2 separate regions of the Homo sapiens genome follow, and region 2 is linked to region 1. Evidence: chromatin loops called from intact Hi-C (ENCODE). Cell type or tissue: PC-3. All regions are shown on one strand. Each heading gives the region's core, and the rest is flanking DNA. Links, peaks and the distances in the headings are about the cores only. Region 1 overlaps WDR11-DT (WDR11 divergent transcript). Region 2 holds the start of LINC01561 (long intergenic non-protein coding RNA 1561).

What was found. Peaks named below come from ENCODE experiments on the same cell type or tissue, not always from the same donor. Only the 100,000 strongest peaks of a DNase experiment are listed, where the experiment ranks them.
Region 2: it touches region 1 in a loop (11-fold over the local background); 1 of 110 quality-filtered maps calls a loop at or near these places.

Annotation. Positions count from the first base shown.
Region 1 is chr10:120,837,530-120,845,864 of GRCh38, forward strand. All of the region lies in intron 1 of WDR11-DT (WDR11 divergent transcript), which reads right to left. Among named protein-coding and RNA genes, the nearest start is that of WDR11-DT, 9.5 kb to the right of the region's middle. In PC-3, for the core only: a CTCF peak has its summit at 4,519 (motif pointing left); a DNase peak (open chromatin) is centred at 4,412; H3K4me3 peaks cover 413 bases; H3K27ac peaks cover 3,702 bases.
Region 2 is chr10:120,595,391-120,603,725 of GRCh38, forward strand. LINC01561 (long intergenic non-protein coding RNA 1561) reads left to right here and starts at 2,559. Exons shown (of 1, transcript NR_103717.1): 1 at 2,559-4,733. In PC-3, for the core only: CTCF peaks have their summits at 3,219 (motif pointing right) and 5,697 (motif pointing left); a DNase peak (open chromatin) is centred at 5,791; H3K27ac peaks cover 1,644 bases.

The sequences.
Region 1 (8,335 bases), core at 137-8,136:
TCCATTTGTGTTGCCACAAAGGAATACCTGAGACTGGGTAATTTACAAAGAGGTGTCTTTTGGCTCGTAGTTCTGCAGTGCCATATACAAGCATGGCACCAATGTCTGCTTGGCTTTTGGTGAGAGCCTCAGGAACTTACAATCATGGCAGAAGGTGAAGGAGAGCAGTGTGTCACATGGCGAGAGGGGGAGTAAGAGAAGGGGAGTAAGAGACAAAAGGGAGGAGGTGGCAGGATTTTTAAACAACCAGCTCTCCCCTGAACTAATAGAAGGAGAACTCATGACCACCGGGAGAGCACCAAGCCATTCACAAAGGATCCACCCCCACGATCCAAACACTTCCCACCTGGCCTCTCCCCCAACACTGAGGATCACATTTCAACAAGAGATTTGGAGGGGACAAACACCCAAACCACATCAACACTCAAGGCTGTTTTAGAGAAGACTCTGATTTACAAGTTAATATTATCCTGAGTAGAAACACAAGTATGATACTCAGAGATCCAAAGAAACAGTGGTAAACTGGCATTTATTTTTAATTGCAACAATTGGAGGATTCTGAGAAAGACCAGCTAAAATTATGAAATCCTTAAACTTGTTAAAGCATCTCACAAACTATTTCCACCAAGGTTCAGCTTGTTAAGAATGATAAATCAATAGAATTATTTTTTCCTCCAGAAATCATGATCACACACCAGACACAACCTTGTTAGTTTAATGTAATGTATGAAATGCTCTTCCATGAGCACAATGTTCAGACATTGTTTATTTGGACTAACAAAACTCTGATGAAGAAATCAAATAAGAAAGTCCTGTAGCTCATTTTTTCTTTAAAAACAGCCAATCACTGGAAAAACACACATTGACAGAATCTATGTAGTCCCAGGAATGAGACATGCTGGGATCCACTCATGGCTGAGGGAGCAGGGCTCAGGCCTCATACAGAGAGCAGGCCAGAGGTTTAGCAAAATGACCTGGAGTTCAGGGCTGGGCTCTGTCCTCATGACCACAGTAAAAGCACTGACTGAGCGCCTGCCCCCTGCCTCTGTTACATATGTGACCTCATTTAATCATCACAACAACTTTCCCAGGTGGGTTACTATTAGCTCCATTGTTCAGGTGAGGAAATTGAAGCTCAGCAAGGCAAGGTTGCTTTTCTAAGAGCACACAGCAAGTGATGGACCCCCTGGGTCTGGCACCCAAATCACCTAGCGCCTCACCTGGTGTTTCTCCCTCTACATTATATTAACTACAATGTAACAATTAGTGACTTAATCTTGGTACCTTACCTATATGACTTCATTTAATGATTATGAAGTACCATTATGTATTATTTTTATCCTCTAAACTTTCCTAAAGTTACAGAGCTAGGAGGTGGCAGAGATAGGGTAGGACTCCTGTCTGTCTATCTGCCTAAAACTGCAAAGCCCTCACTGTTTCCAGCAATACCCAGCTGCCTCTCCTTGTACCAAGGGTGTTAGAAGAGCATATCCCCAACACAGCCTGCTCAGGATAAATGCATTTTATCATGACTGCTCTTCTCAGAAACATGCTACAGTCTAAAAAACCTTAATCACCATGTCATAAAGTGCAGTGACTAATCCATTGTACTGTGATTATCACCCATAATATGTAGAGACATAAAAAGAGATTAATAATGAAGGTAGTCAAATAATACATAGGACTGATGATTATCCACAACAAAGTAAGGAGTGAGTGGAACGTGTTTAAGGAGAAAAGTCGATGCCGGATCTGAGCTGTCAGTTTAGTGCTCTCCCTACTCAGCCAGTCACCCACTCTGCTGGTGACTTTGTCTTCCATGTTACTGGGTGATGTTTCTTTAAAATGTCTTGCTGTGCAAAGTATGCACTCCTGGTCCCTATTCAACCCCCATGAGAACGTCACAAACACTCCTAAATCTCACATGAAGCAGCTTTATATCCTGGACAGAGCCCTGGCTTGGAAGTGAGAAAACCTGGCCAAGGTTCGTTTCTGTCCTCAGCTAGCTATGTGATCGTGAGCAAGTCACTTAATCTTTCTAAGGCTGAGTTCCTTCATTTACAAAATGGGGTTGGTGATACCCAAAATAAGGCTGACAAAATAAGGTTCGCTGGAAATTCAAATGCTTTGGGTTAAATAATACAGGATTAGCTGATTTAAAGTACCAATGTTATAAGGAAAATAATCTAACAAATGCAGTAAAGGTCTTGGCACATTTTGATGCTAGAGTTGGTGGGAGTTGGAACAGCCAAGCACTAGGAAAGAGTTCTGAGTCGAGACCAGGACTGGAAAGGGAGGCTCGGTGCAGGTCAAACCAGGAGGAAACTGGAGGCAACATCATACTGAAAGGTACACAAGTTGTAGCCCCCCTCCTTTAAAACTTAACTCCTGCAGTCACCAGAGGCAAGCCCTGAGCAGCATCTGCCTAAGTAAGCGTCTGTGACTTGCAGAGTGGTCGTCCTGGCCCACAGCTCTTGGAGAGCACTGGGTGGGGCACGCCTGGCAGCTCAAACAGCTGAGTCTTTCACTGAGTGTGAAGACAGCCTGATCCTTTAAAAAGAGTGGAGTTAACCCCTCCTCTAGGTCAATCTCAGCAGTAATTTTCCAAATGCTGCATGATGCATTCATGTTATGACCCCCTAAAGCTCTTGTTTTAGTTCTAGAGCTAGTCTAAGACTATTTACCACTGGTTTTTTGAATCTCTGTGTGTCATACTTGCATTTTCACTTAGAGTAAGACCAACCTGTAAATCAAAGTCTGCCCTCGGGCGCGGTGGCTCACATCTGTAATCCCAGCACTTTGGGAGGCCAAGGCGGGCGGATCACGAGGTCAGGAGATGGAGACCATCCTAACTAACACGGTGAAACCCAGTCTCTACTAAAAATACAAAAAATTAGCCGGGCGTGGTGGTGGGCACCTGTAGTCCCAGCTACTCGGGAGGCTGAGGCAGGAGAATGGCGCGAACCCGGGAGGTGGAGCTTGCAGTGAGCAGAGTTCACGCCACCACACTCCAGCCTGGGCGACAGAGCGAGACTCCATCTCAGAAAAACAACAACAACAACAAAAAAAAACAAAGTCTGCCCTAAAACAGCCTTGAGTGTGGACCGACTGAATTGAGAGGCCTGGGTACCAGCAACAGCCAAAGCAGGGGTTCATAGAGCCCTCACCTATCCTGAAAGTGCCTCAGGACAATCTCATCCTACTCTTTGGAAACATAAAGAATAATACAGCAACTTTTTTTAAAAAGAGAAAACTGGCTGCAGTTGTGGTGTCCTGGTGACTCATGCAGCAAATTCAACTCCATCTTTACCCAAATCCTTATTATTTCTTCTCCTGCAAGCCACTCCTTAAAGAGAAAATATAAATATCGCTCTTCAGATTCAAGATGGTATAGCTTAGATGGGTTAGTGTTGTTATTGAAAATAGGAGGCCTCAGCCGGGCAGAGTGGCTCACACCTGTAATTCTAGCACTTTGAGAGGCCGAGGCGGGCTGATCACTTGAGGCCAGGAGATTGAGACTGGCCTGGCCAACATGGTGAAACCTGTCTCTACCAAAAATACGAAAAAATAGGCTTCGTGGCTCATGCCTGTAATCCCAGCTACTCAGGAGGCTGAGACACGAGAATCACTTGAACCCAGGAGGCAGAGGTTGTAGTGAGCCAAGACCATGCCAATGCACTCCAGCCTGGGTGACAGAGTGAGACCCTGTCTCAAAAAAGAAAGAAAGAAAATAGGAGGCTAGATTCATGCTCCAGCACTGTCAGCAAATAATAAGGTACTATAGGAAGCTAGGTGCTGTTTTGAGCTCTTTTAATATGTTATCTAATTTAGTGTTTTTCATCATCCAGGAATAGTTACTCTCCTCCCCACAAATAACAGAAGGAGAAAAGGAGGCTTAATGAGGTCAAGTAATCTGCCCAAAGTCCCAACAAACACCCTCCTGTTACTAATGCTAACCTTCCATGACTCTCCAGCGCTAGAATAAAATCCAGTGTGAGGGGTTAAGAAGTGAAACAGGCTTAGCTCACATAGAAAGTCCTTAGCTCATCTCCTAGCACATGGTTAAATGCTCAACAAATGATATCTGGCATTAGCAATAGAAGGGCATTTGAAAGCCTTTAAAGAAACACACAGAATGCATGGATTTTATGGACTTGTGCACAGAGAAGCCCGTGGTGCTAGAAGATACCATGTAGGACTGTCACCAGTGTGCCTCAAGTTGCTCATTATCTTGCCATTTCACATAAAATAAAACAGAAATGCAAATAAAAGCTACACAAATAATGAAACATATATAAAAGAAAATTTTCCCTTTGACTCATCCAATTTTTCCTGGGAGTAATGCACCTTGTGCTTAGATACACAATTCTCATTGTCAGAGTTGTTTTCCCTTTGCTTTCCACAATCAGACCACAATCAGACCACATCCAGGCCAGTGCTTGGTTTTGGAAATAAGACCTTGACCACAGCCCTTTGCCTCACTGGGAATGTGTTGCTCAGCTAAGTGGCTCAAAGTCCATGCTGCCACCTACAGAATGTGAGAACATTTTGGCAAATTATATATCTGACAAGAGACTCAAACAGGCACTATGGCTCCTGCCTGTAATCCCAGCTACTCAGGATGCTGAGGCAGAAGGATCCTTTGAGCCCAGGAGTGTGAGGCTACAGTGAGCTATGATCACACCACTGCACTCCAGCCTGGGTGACAGTGAGACCTTGTCTTAAAAAAAAAAAAAAAGAAAGAAAAAGAAAAAAAGAGACTGTTTCTAGAATATATGAAGAACTCTTATAACTCAATAGTGAAAAGACAGATACCTCAATATAAAAATAAGCAAAGGATCTGAATATTTATTCAAAGAAGATATAAATGGCCAATAAGCACTTGAAAAGATGCTCAGCATCATTAGCCATCAGAAGAATGCATATCAAAACTACAACGAGAACTACTTCACACCCACCAGGATGGCTATTATAAAGAAGACAGATAATAATGAGTGTTGGCCAGGATTTGGAGAGATTGGAATACTTACACACTGCTAACAGAAATGCAATACGGTGCAGTCTCTGGAAAACAGTCTGGCAGTTTCCTCAAAAAGTTAAATATAGAGTTTTTATATGAGCCAGCAATTGTACTACTAGGTATATACCCAAGAGAATTGAAAACATATATTCACACAAAAAATATGTACAGGAATGTCCATAGCAACACATTTGAAATAGCTAGAAAGCAGAAACAAACCAAATGCCTATCAGCTGATGACTGAATAAATAAAAGATGGTATATCCATATAATGAAATATTACTCAGCAGTGAAAAGGAATAAAGTACTGATAGATGATACAACATGGACAAATTTTGAAAATGTTATGGTAAGCGGAAGAAGCCAGGCATAAAATACTACATGCTTTATGGTTCCCTTCATATGAACTGTCCAGAACAGGCAAATGTATATGGACAGAAAGTAGATGAGCAGTTGCTAGAGTTGAGGGATGGCAAGTAGGGGAAATGGTGAGCAACTGCTAATGGGTACAGGGTTTCTTTTAGAAGTGATAAAATGTCCTGAAATTGATTATGGTGATGGTTGCTAAACTCTGTGAATATACCAAAACACAGCAAATTATACATATTAGATGGATGAATTGTATGGTATGTGAATTATGTCTTAGTGAAGCTGTTGTTTTTTTTTAAATCTCACGCTTCCCAGGCAGCTGGAGTTTCTTCTAACTGGGCTGTGGAGTACATGACATGGAAGGCAATGTGGTTAAAGGCATGCGTTTCAGAATCAGACTCCCCTGGGTTCCAACGCTGGCTCTGCCTTTTATTGTCTGTATAAACTTGGGCAACTCTGTGAACTTGTGAAAATATTTGTCATAATATAGTCTTTGTGACTTTGTGCAGATGAAATGAGATGATGCAGGTAAAAGGTTTATCACAGTATTCAACTTGCAAGTGCTTAAAAGGAAGCTACTGACTTCATCACCTACGTGAACTTGGAAAGTTTACTTATGAAGTAAGTCATTTATTCTGTTACATATTATTTCTGTCTTCTTCCATTTCTTGTGTTTCCACCACCAAATCAAAATAGGAATCAGAAGTTCGCATGCATTTATCTCTACTGACTTCAAAAGAAGAGGGTAAAAAAGTTGTCCTAGTTTAGGGATGCAAATGATTTAGCAGTGGCAGGATGCCCTGAGTGCGCATTACCAGGCTTTGGAGTTTATGTCATCAGGCATGGGGCGAAATGGTAGCTTTTGAGGCATAAAAGAGGAGCATAAGTTCTGTCCTATTAAAGAGATCAATTGTCCAGTGTGTCCAATATTCTGTCTTCCACTCTGGCCAAGACAGATGCTTCAGAGAAGGACATAAAATCCATTAACATACTTAATTACACACTCTTGTATTATGGGAGATACATTACTGTCCCAAACCCAGCCTGTCCTTGCCTAAATATCCAACATCCATTATCTTCAAGGTAGCTTACAGATTTAAACTAATTAATCTCTTTTTCTCCAAGAGGCTTTTTCTTACCAGGGGGATGAGAGGGCTGGTTACCTGCTGCCTGCCCCCATCTGTGAGCTACTGCGCTGATGCCTGATTGTCACCTTGTGCCTGTTTGACCTTATGCTCAGTGGGCATTTGGAACTCCTGCACCATCAATCATTTGTTGAAGACCAACTGTATGCCAGGAAAGGTGCCAGACATTGGGGCAAAAGGAAGACTAGGATTTTGTTCCTTTATGAGAGGAACTCTAAGTCTACTATGGTATATATAATTTTTCCTATATTATGATTACTTAAAAATGTGTTGGCCTCCCCTTTGAGACAGATATATCTGAAGATAATAATAATGTAAGGTGTAACTATTGAAATTGCTCAGAACAGCAAAGTGACTTCTCAGAGGTCACTATGCAACACTTCCATTTTCATTTATTGGCCAGAAATTTAGTCTCATGGCTGGGTCTAGTTGTAAAGGGAGTTGGGGGAATGTACTCATTTAATGGAGGGACAAGGTGCCTAGATATAAACTCAAGTTCTATCCCTAAGAAAAAAAGGAGAGAATGAATTTGGGGAGTCAATTAGCAATCTTCTCATGGGAGGCATCAAAGATTTTTAATAAGAGAGTGATAAATTTAGATGTGTGGTTTTGGGCACATCTGGTGGCCCCCAAAGCATCAGTAGGTTAGGGTGTGGGGTAAGGAAAGGTAAGACAACAAGGGAAGGGGAGGGAAGCTGCAGCAAAACATGATCAACTAAAAGCCAAAACATGATCATTGGTTTGAACAACTAAGAGGATATGAGGTGACCTTTGAGAAAGCTGTTTTACAAGAATGGTAAGCTAGACACAAAAACCTGTGATGAAAAATCACCAATATGTTGTCCCTTTTGTTGATCAAGGAGCTAACTGTCAGGCCTCTGAGCCCAGGCCAGGCCATCGCATCCCCTGTGACTTGCACGTATACATCCAGATGGCCTAAAGTAACTGAAGATCCACAAAAGAAGTAAAAACAGCCTTAACTGATGACATTCCACCATTGTGATTTGTTCCTGCCCCACTCTAACTGATCAATGTACTTTGTAATCTCCCCCACCCTTAAGAAGGTACTTTGTAGTCTCCCCCACCCTTAAGAAGGTTCTTTGTAATTCTCCCCACCCTTGAGAATGTACTTTGTGAGATCCACCCCTACCCACCAGAGAACAACCCCCTTTGACTGTAATTTTCCATTACCTTCCCAAATCCTATAAAACGGCCCCACCCCTATCTCCCTTCGCTGACTCTCTTTTCGGACTTAGCCCACCTGCACCCATGTGAAATAAACAGCTTTATTGCTCACACAAAGCCTGTTTGGTGGTCTCTTCACACCGACGCACATGGAATTTGGTGCCATGACTCGGATCGGGGGACCTCCCTTGGGAGATCAATCCCGTCCTCCTGCTCTTTGCTCCGTGAGAAAGATCCACCTACAACCTCAGGTCCTCAGACCGACCAGCCCAAGAAACATCTCACCAATTTCAAATCCAGTAAGCAGCATCTTTTTACTCTCTTCTCCAACCTCCCTCACTATCCCTCAACCGCTTTCTCCTTTCAATCTTGGCGCTACACTTCAATCTCTCCCTTCTCTTAATTTCAATTCATTTTCTGATAGAGACAAAAGAGACACGTTTTATCCGTGGACCCAAAACTCCGGCGCCAGTCACAGACTGGGAAGGCAGCCTTCCCTTGGTGTTTAATCATTGCAGGGACGCCTCTCTGATTACATACCCACGTTTCAAGGGTGTCAGACAATGCAGGGACGCCTGCCTTGGTCCTTCACCCTTAGCGGCAAGTCCCGCTTTCC
Region 2 (8,335 bases), core at 216-8,215, 240 kb before region 1:
TGATGGGTGGCGTCTCTTCTTGCTATGTGGTGTCTCTTCTTTTTTTGCCCTGGAAAGATCCCCAGACTGACATAGAACACAGTCACAGATGCCCTGGGGACATCATACACTGTGATGCTAAACACCTGCTTTCATCCACATACAGAGTGCTCTTCAAGGATAGCACGGAGGAAAGAACCACTTAGAATGGGGCCAGGCAGCCCTGCCAACATCTCTGCCACTTAACCTTGAGCAAACTGCTTCACACTCGTGAGCCTCAGTGTCTGCATCTGCAAAACAGGAATAACACCAACCTTATAGGACCTTTTACAATGGTTTAGTGATTTAGAATGTATTAGGTTGGTGCAAAAGTAATTGTAGTTTTGCCATTAAAAGTAATGATCAAAACAGCAAGTACCTTTGCGACAACATAATAAGATATCAGACCATGATAGTTGTGATTATTGCAGAGCTCCTGGGGTATCTGAGACATGAATAAAGTAAGCACCTGGCACTAAAACTCTCTTGTCTTAGTCTGTTCAGGCTGCTACAATAGACTATCATAGACTGGTGGCTTATAAACAACAAAAACTTATTTCTTACATTTCTGGAGACTGGGAAGTCCAAAACCAAGGCACCTGCTGATTTAGTGTCTGGTGAGGGTGTGCTTCAGGGTTCATAGACCCCTGTCTTTTTACTGTGTCCTCACATGGTGGCAGGGGCAAGGGAACTCTTTGGGGTCCCTCATATACGAATACTAATCCCATTAATTAGAGTCCTACCCTTATGACCTAATGCCCTCCCAAAGGCCCCCACCTCTTAATACCATAACATTGGAAGTTGGGATTTTGACATATGAATTTGGGAGGAGACATAAACACTCAGTCTGTAGCATCTCTGAAGAGTAAATAGCAATTCTGATACAAGCAGGAGAATTTCACTGGCAACACTGTTATGGTAATCAGGTATTAAAACCCTAATTGAATTATAATCCCTCTAATCGCTGCTGCCACCAGTAGGTAATGATACAATTTATCCTCTTAGGGAACCAGATTCCCCCTATAAGAAGGTTGAATTAATAATACAGCAAAATTCACTATGTTGATTTTTAGAAACATTAATATGTCTGAGGGGTATTCAACCTAAGTCAGATGTTGCTCCAGGCACCAGCTATTTGGGAGAAAAAGGCCCATCTGAGCCAAAGCCAGGACAAGACAAGCAGCTTTAGGGGTGCTAAGGAGTGAGAAGCCTCCATACACCAGGGCTCACTCCTTAGGAGGCCTCCTGAAAGAAGGGGAGCAGGAGAGGGGCAGGGAGAACCTGCATCTATCCAAGGAAGGGGGTGAGCTAAGCTGATGGATACTTGAATTATTGGAGAAAAGTGTGAAATTAGAAAAACCCATGAAAAGACCCAGAGGCTTGTGAGCCTCTTAGGGATTGCAGAATGTTTTCGTTCACATGGAAACCAATTGCACAAAAAGTGCTCATACCTGTATTCCAGGAGCCAGCAAGGATAGTGTGTATGCAAAGAGAGCTTCAGTGAAAGGGGAGTTTCAGGAAATGATGGACCCAGCCTTCCTTAAAAAGAGGAGTCAGATACCTCCTTGCACGCATGTGCACACATGTGTGTACACACATGCAGACACACACACAATAGAGATTGTCTAAAGGTGGGTAGTTTATATAGCTCTCCCTGGATCATATAAACTGTGTTTCACTTGGACTTGCCATTGACTGAAGCAGACTTTGCAGAACATTCCAATCTTCAGCTGGTTATCCTGGACTCCCAGTCAGCCCCATATCTACACCCTGGAGCTCTAGAAAGATCCCTTCCTGGCACAGTGGTTCACATTGTAATCCTAGCACTTTAGGAGGTGGAGGCACGAGGATCACTTGAGGCCAGGAGTTCAAGACCAGCCTGGACAACATAGTGAGGCCCCATCTCTACAACAAATTTAAAAAAAAAATAGCTGAGCATGGTGGTGCACACCTGTAATCCCAGCTACCTCTGAGGATCACTTGAGATCAGAAGCTTGAGGCTGCAGTGAGCTATGATCATGTCACCACACTTGAGCCCTAGGCGACAGAGAGGGACCCTGTCTCTAAAAACAAATAGAAAAGAATGATCTTTGAAGTCACACTCACTGCTGATAACTTGAGGGTGAACCCCCAAGGCAAAGCAGGGGCTGCCTTTTGGGGTTGATCTGATGAATATCATCAAAATAGAGTGATTTTCCACCCTCATAATGGACAAGAGCAAACTCAGCCATGCTTGGGATCAAATCCAGCTCAGATACTTTCTTGAGCAAATTACGAACCTTTCAAAGATTCAGTGTCCTCATGTGTAAGATGGGTTTTTTTGTGAGGATTAAATGAAGAAAGCATGTATAGAAAGTGCTTAGTACAGGGCTTGGTACACGGTAAGTGCTCAATAAATGTTAGCTCTTGTGATTGGTCAATGTGAGCTGTCACTGTGTTGTGAGGCACGGGCTGTTCTACATGAATGCATTTCCCAGAAGAGTCGTGTCTTGAGCCTCTCTCACATGCTGACCATTTTGTTTAAAATATTTGATAGATGAATTCTACACTCCCTGGCCTTCCTTGTCCAGAGGCTTCTTCCTAAGAACTCAGTGCCAGGATTTTGAGTAGCACTGGATATTCTGTGCAATGGGTTCGTTCATCCAATTTCCACCACTTTACAGATGAACTGGGGATCAGAGAAGGCAAGCCACCTCCCCAAGGTCACACAGCTTGTGAGAGCAAGACAACAGCATCGAGGCCTATGTAATAGCAGAGCCATTGCTTCTTTGGCTCTGCGGAAGCTTGTATTGTGGTATATCTGTGGTGTAGCTTTGCTGTCTCCTGTGTCAATGTCAGGAGGACAGGCTGAGCTCCTGGGACCAGAACCCCTCAGATTCCAGGAGGAGCAGAGAAAGCACAGATGGCCTGGAGAGTCCCAGGGGTGAGGCCAGCAAGTACTTTCTTCCCCCAGGTGCTCAGAGCATCCTCTGAGTTGCCAAACAGACTCCCAGAGGGGTCAACTGTGGGCCCTAAACCAGACAGCAGCTGGGAAGCAGGCTCTCAGGGGAACTGGGGTCTCACCAGCTCAGGAGCAGGCCAGGACTCCTCAGCACAGAAGCTGGGAATCTTGAGTGTCCAGATCAGCCTGAAAATCTGGACTTGGGAAAAGCCATCTGGCTGGGGCCACCTGCATGCCGCTGTGACTGGGGCATCCTGCTGCTCTCCTCTCTCACAAGGTGGTGCCATCTGCCTTGTCACTGCTCCTCAGGACAAGCCTGACTGCTCTCCCTGCACCTCTGGCCATTGAGAATCCGGCTGCTCCATCGTGGTGGAAAATCTTCCATGCTCAGAGGGACACCTTCCGACACTGGGGTTCTGGAGAGCCTGGTGCCACGAGACAAGGAGCCATGTGACAAGAGGGGGAGGGGTAGGAGTGGGAGACACAAGTGTGGTTTGGGACAAAATAGGGCCTGAGGCTCACGTGTTATAAAACCCCCTTTGCTCTGCCTGTCTCCTTGAATTGTGGCCAGTTTCACATGGGAAGCAACGTCGAGGGACAGGGAGACTGCAGGTGAGGCCTCAGGGCTCTGCATTCCCATCCCCAAAAGTCACCAGCGTGTGGCCTTGTGGGTGTCACTCCCCTCTGTGGAGTCAACTTTGTGCAGTGACATGCAGAGGCTGGACTGCTGCCACCTCATGCCCCTCCTGGCATGATGGTCGCATGAGGCTGAGTGATTTGCAGGTCTATGGGGAAACCCGCCTCAGAGATGTGGAGGAGAAGCCAGGCAGAGCGCTGTTCATTCCATTTCTTTCTTTTTTTAATCTAAAGGAGGGAAAGAGCTTTATTAACTCAAACAAAGGGATGCCATACAACTTCCCAACGATACTGTGCAGTGATGGTATTAGCTTCCACCTGTTCTTCCATTCTGGGGGCAGGGTGTGAGGACTGGCTGCTCTGGGAGACGCTCTGAGCTGAGAGAGAAGAAATAGCTATGCTAATAGCTGCCCCTTACTGAGTGCTCACTCTGTGTCCGGGGCTACACCGAGTGCTTGCAGCGGGTTCTCAGGCGCACTTAGAACAGCACTGTGAGAAAGGCACTTTTGCTGCCCCTTGTGTACAGATGAGGACAAAGAGGGACAGAGAGGTTTAGAACCTTGACCTATATCACACAGCCAGTGAGCAGACGACCGGAATTTGAATCCTGCAATCTCTCTGCAGAGCCTGCGCATTTAATACCACACACAGTTCTGGCCTGCAGTGAATTTGGTTGTTCTTCCTGCCTGGGGTGGTCAGTTTCCAAGCCTTTCCAGATGGACTTCTGCAGCCCAAAGCTGCGTGCTCCCCGTGCAGGCCCTTGTCAGAGCAGAGAAAGATGGCTGAAGTTGTTGTCCATCTAGATTTTTATCTTCAAAACATTGCTGAAATCAATCTCTCTTCTACCGTCTCCGATTTCCTTTGTCCTTATGGGTGGTCTACAACTTTACTATCATTTTAGTGGATGCAAGAGGAGTGGAGATAAACACGTGTTCAGCCTGCTGTGAATCTCTGCAGTGGCTATGTTGTTTCTTAAACAGATGTAATGAGGCATCTATTCCCTGTGTGCCATGTGCCCCTTGAGTAGGGGACATCTGTTTTGTGTTGTCTGTGTCTCCAGCATTAGAATGGAACCTGGCACACAATAGAGGCTCAATTAGTATTTGTTGAATAAATGAACATTAAGAAACAGAAAAGAGCCTTGTTCCTTCCTTGTGTCTCCTTCTTCATGTTTTGTAGTCTGTTGGAATCTCATTACTAGATTATTGTTCCAGAAACATGTTCCAAGGACAGGCATGTGCAGGCAGAATGGAACTGGGAACGTAAACGGGAAGCTTGAACCTGGAAAGTCACAAGGGGGATGGAGATTTGGGGAGAAGTGGGAGCTGGGAGAGCAGCAGCCCAAGCTGAAGATCTAAGCTGGGGGTCAGGAGAGCCAGCTGAGAGCTTTCTAGGCTGCAGCTGAGCACCCTGTCTATGGGCCTCCCAGCCTCCAGGTCACCAACCTTGTGGGGAGGTGGGAGCAGGTGGGAGCATAGGTGCTGGGCCCTAGTGGACATCGAGGTGCACAGGTGGCCAGTGAATGTGGGATCCATGGGGGCAGAGGGAAGCCCTAGGATGCTGCAGAAGCCTGAGGCCAGCCCGAGGCCGGCTCTGGGAAGAGGGGGAGGCAGCTGCCATAGGTGAAGGCTCAGGAGGGCACTCAGAGATGGAGACTGAAGGCCGGCTTGCTTCTGCTTCCTCTGCCCAGAACCCCTGAATTTCAGGAAACAGAGAGGATGGAAGGACTTAGGGACTCTGGATGATGAGAGTTTCTGCAGTCCGGGACTTGCAGCATGCGTTTCCTCTGTGAGCCTGCTGTGCAGCCAGCTCCCTTCTCCCCCTGCTCTGTGCTGGTGCCCACAGAGGTGGCACTCCCTCCCAACCCCAGCACAACTGCCATCTCAGCAGTCCCCCAAGGAAGAGGCTGAGATCCTGCCTCGGGGCACCCTGAGGGGTCCACTTCACTCTCCTGACCACCCTGCCAGCCTGGACTCCCCAACCCCATTTCCAACCTCTGCACACTCCCAGCCTAGAGTGGGATTTTCTGGGAGCCTGAAGTATAGGCTGGACTGGGAGGGCTTGGCTGCAGCCTCAGCTCAGGACCACCCCCTGGTGGCCCCCTTGGGTGGGAGCCCATCTCTTGATGGATAGGTGAGCCTGTGTCCTCAGCAGTGACCTGAGCTGCTAGTTGGGGGAAGTGACTCAGCAAACTAGGCCGCTGCCAAGTGGCATCAGGATCCAAAGCATCCCCACCCAGTGGCTTCAGGTTGTTAAATTACATTTAGCCTAAAGCTGCCTCCATACATATTTTAAGTTCAGCCTAAAAGTTTCTACATGCATAGTGAACTGTAACCTAACTGAATGCGTAAGCAGACTATCACCTGCTCTTTTGCCAATCAGAGTTCAGCCAATCACAGGCAGCCAACTGTTCAAACCACGTTCAAATAAGGCAAACACCGAGAGCTGTAACTAATCGGCTGTTTCTGTACCCCACTTCCCTTTTCTGGACGTCACTTTCGTATTTTTGTCCATAAGTCTTCTACCATCACGTGGCTGCGTTAGAGCGTCTGTGCATCTGCTGTGATTCTTGGGGCTGCCTGATTCACAAATCATTCTTTGCTCGGTTAAACTCTGTTAAATTGAATTTGTCTAAGGTTTTTTCTCTATACAAGGTTAAGACATAACCTGTGTCTGACCCAGGGCCAACTGTGGGCTGTGTGTGGCGGGTGGCAGGGGCGTGTTATTCCCTTTCTTCCAGAGGCTGTGTTCTCAAAGTTGAGTTCTCAGGTTGCTCGCGCACAGGTGCCATGGTGTCCTCATTCATGGGATTATCGAGACCCAGATACCACCCCAGAGCTACTGAGTTAGACTCTGGGGATCAGAACTGGGACTCTGTAATGAGCACTCACCCACATGGATCTCAGGCTCACCTGGTGTGGGAGCTTCTGCCCTCTGTTCTGCCTGCTGGACACAATGTAGAAGAGACAGTTTTACCAGGCTGTTCTTGGGGTATGCTCTATCCTGGAAAGAGGGATCTCGGGAAATGATGACATTTCTTTATGTTTGGTTGGTATTTCACAGTGTATTGTGCATTCTGGGACCACTATCAACTCACCTGCTTAAACCTCAACCCTAGGGACCTGCCTTGATTGGTCCTTTTCTTGATTCTCTTCTTCTAATCCATCAGCAACCCCTCTGGCTCCTACCTTCAAAGTGGACTCCACACCTAACCACACCCCCCAGCTCACTGTGGCCACCGTAGTCCACCCCTGTTGTCACCCCTGCTCACCTGAGCTGCTGGGATGTCTCCCACCCATCAGTGCCACATTCACTTCCCCCAAATCCATTTTCCACTGCAGCCCAAGTGTGTATGTGTGTGTTCCTTTTTTATTAAGGCACTGTTTTCAGAGAACAGTTTTCACTTGTTTTAAGTGTACGGTGTTTGAATTGTGATCCTTGTACATAATAACTATGTAACCACCAAGACCGAAGGCAGTTCCCTCATCCTCAAAGCTGCCTTTTGCTCCTTTGCTCTCCATCCCTGGACCCAGGCAGCCCTAGATCTGTTTTCTGCTGTCTGATTTTTGCCTTTTCTAGGATGACATATGCGATGGTTAATACTGAGTGCCAACTTGATTGGATTGAAGGATGCAAAGTATTGATCCTGGGCGTGTCTATGAGGGTGTTGCCAAAGGAGTTTAACATTTGAGTCAGTTGGCTGGGAAAGGCAGACCCACCCTTAATCTGGGTGGGCAGCATCTAATCAGCTGCCAGCAAATATAAAGCAGGCAGAAAAACATGAAAAGGCAAGACTGGCCTAGCCTCCCAGCCTGCATCTTTCTCCTGTGCTGGGTGCCTCCTGCCCTCGAACATCAGACTCCAGGTTCTTCAGTTTTGGGACTTGGATTGGTTTTCCTTGCCCCTCAGCTTCTGTCCCTCTAAAGAACGCTGACTAATACATAACTGTGTAACCACCAAGATAGAAGGCACTTCCCTCATCCTCAAAGCTGCTTTTGCTTCTTTGCTCTTCATCCCTGGCCCCAGGCAGCCCTAGGTCTGCTTTCTGCTGTCTGATTTTTGCCTTTTCTAGGATGTCATATAAATACAATCATACAAGATGTTGTCCTTGGGTTTGGATTTTTTTCTCATTTAAGATTCATCCATCCACATCACTGTATATTTTCATCTGGACTCTCTCTCTTTTGCACATCAAACTGTTGCTAAACTGCCGGGTTCACCAGCCCACTGTGCAGCAATAGGCCAATACTCAGACAGCAGGGTTTGCGGCAGAGAAAGAGTTTAATAATTGCAAGGCCGCTGAACAAGAAAACGGGAGGAATTCCCAGCTTCAAATCTGTTTGCTGAGGAGTTCTGGGCAAGAGTTTTTAAGGGGATTGTGGAGGATGAGGGGCTGGAAAATACGGGGTAAATACGGGGTCATCGATTGGTCCGGTAAAGGAGTGAAATTATCAGGATGTGGAAACTGTGTCTTCCAGGAGTCAGCTGCTTAGTGGGCCCTTCAGAGGAGGGGGATGGATAGTTTTGTCAGTTTGCAGAATCTAAAGGGGAAACGCTTAGATTTTATCCGTAGAACAAAGAGCCTTGTGAGGAGGGCTACCTTATTCTGGGGTTGTGAGCAGCGACCGGCTACAAGGAAGTGGGCCAAAGGGCAAGCTGGCTTAGTGATTTCTGCTGATTGTGTTGCTAGTCTAGTTGAATTTTTTCTTTTTTCCTTTAATCAGTTTTATAAAGTTTTTT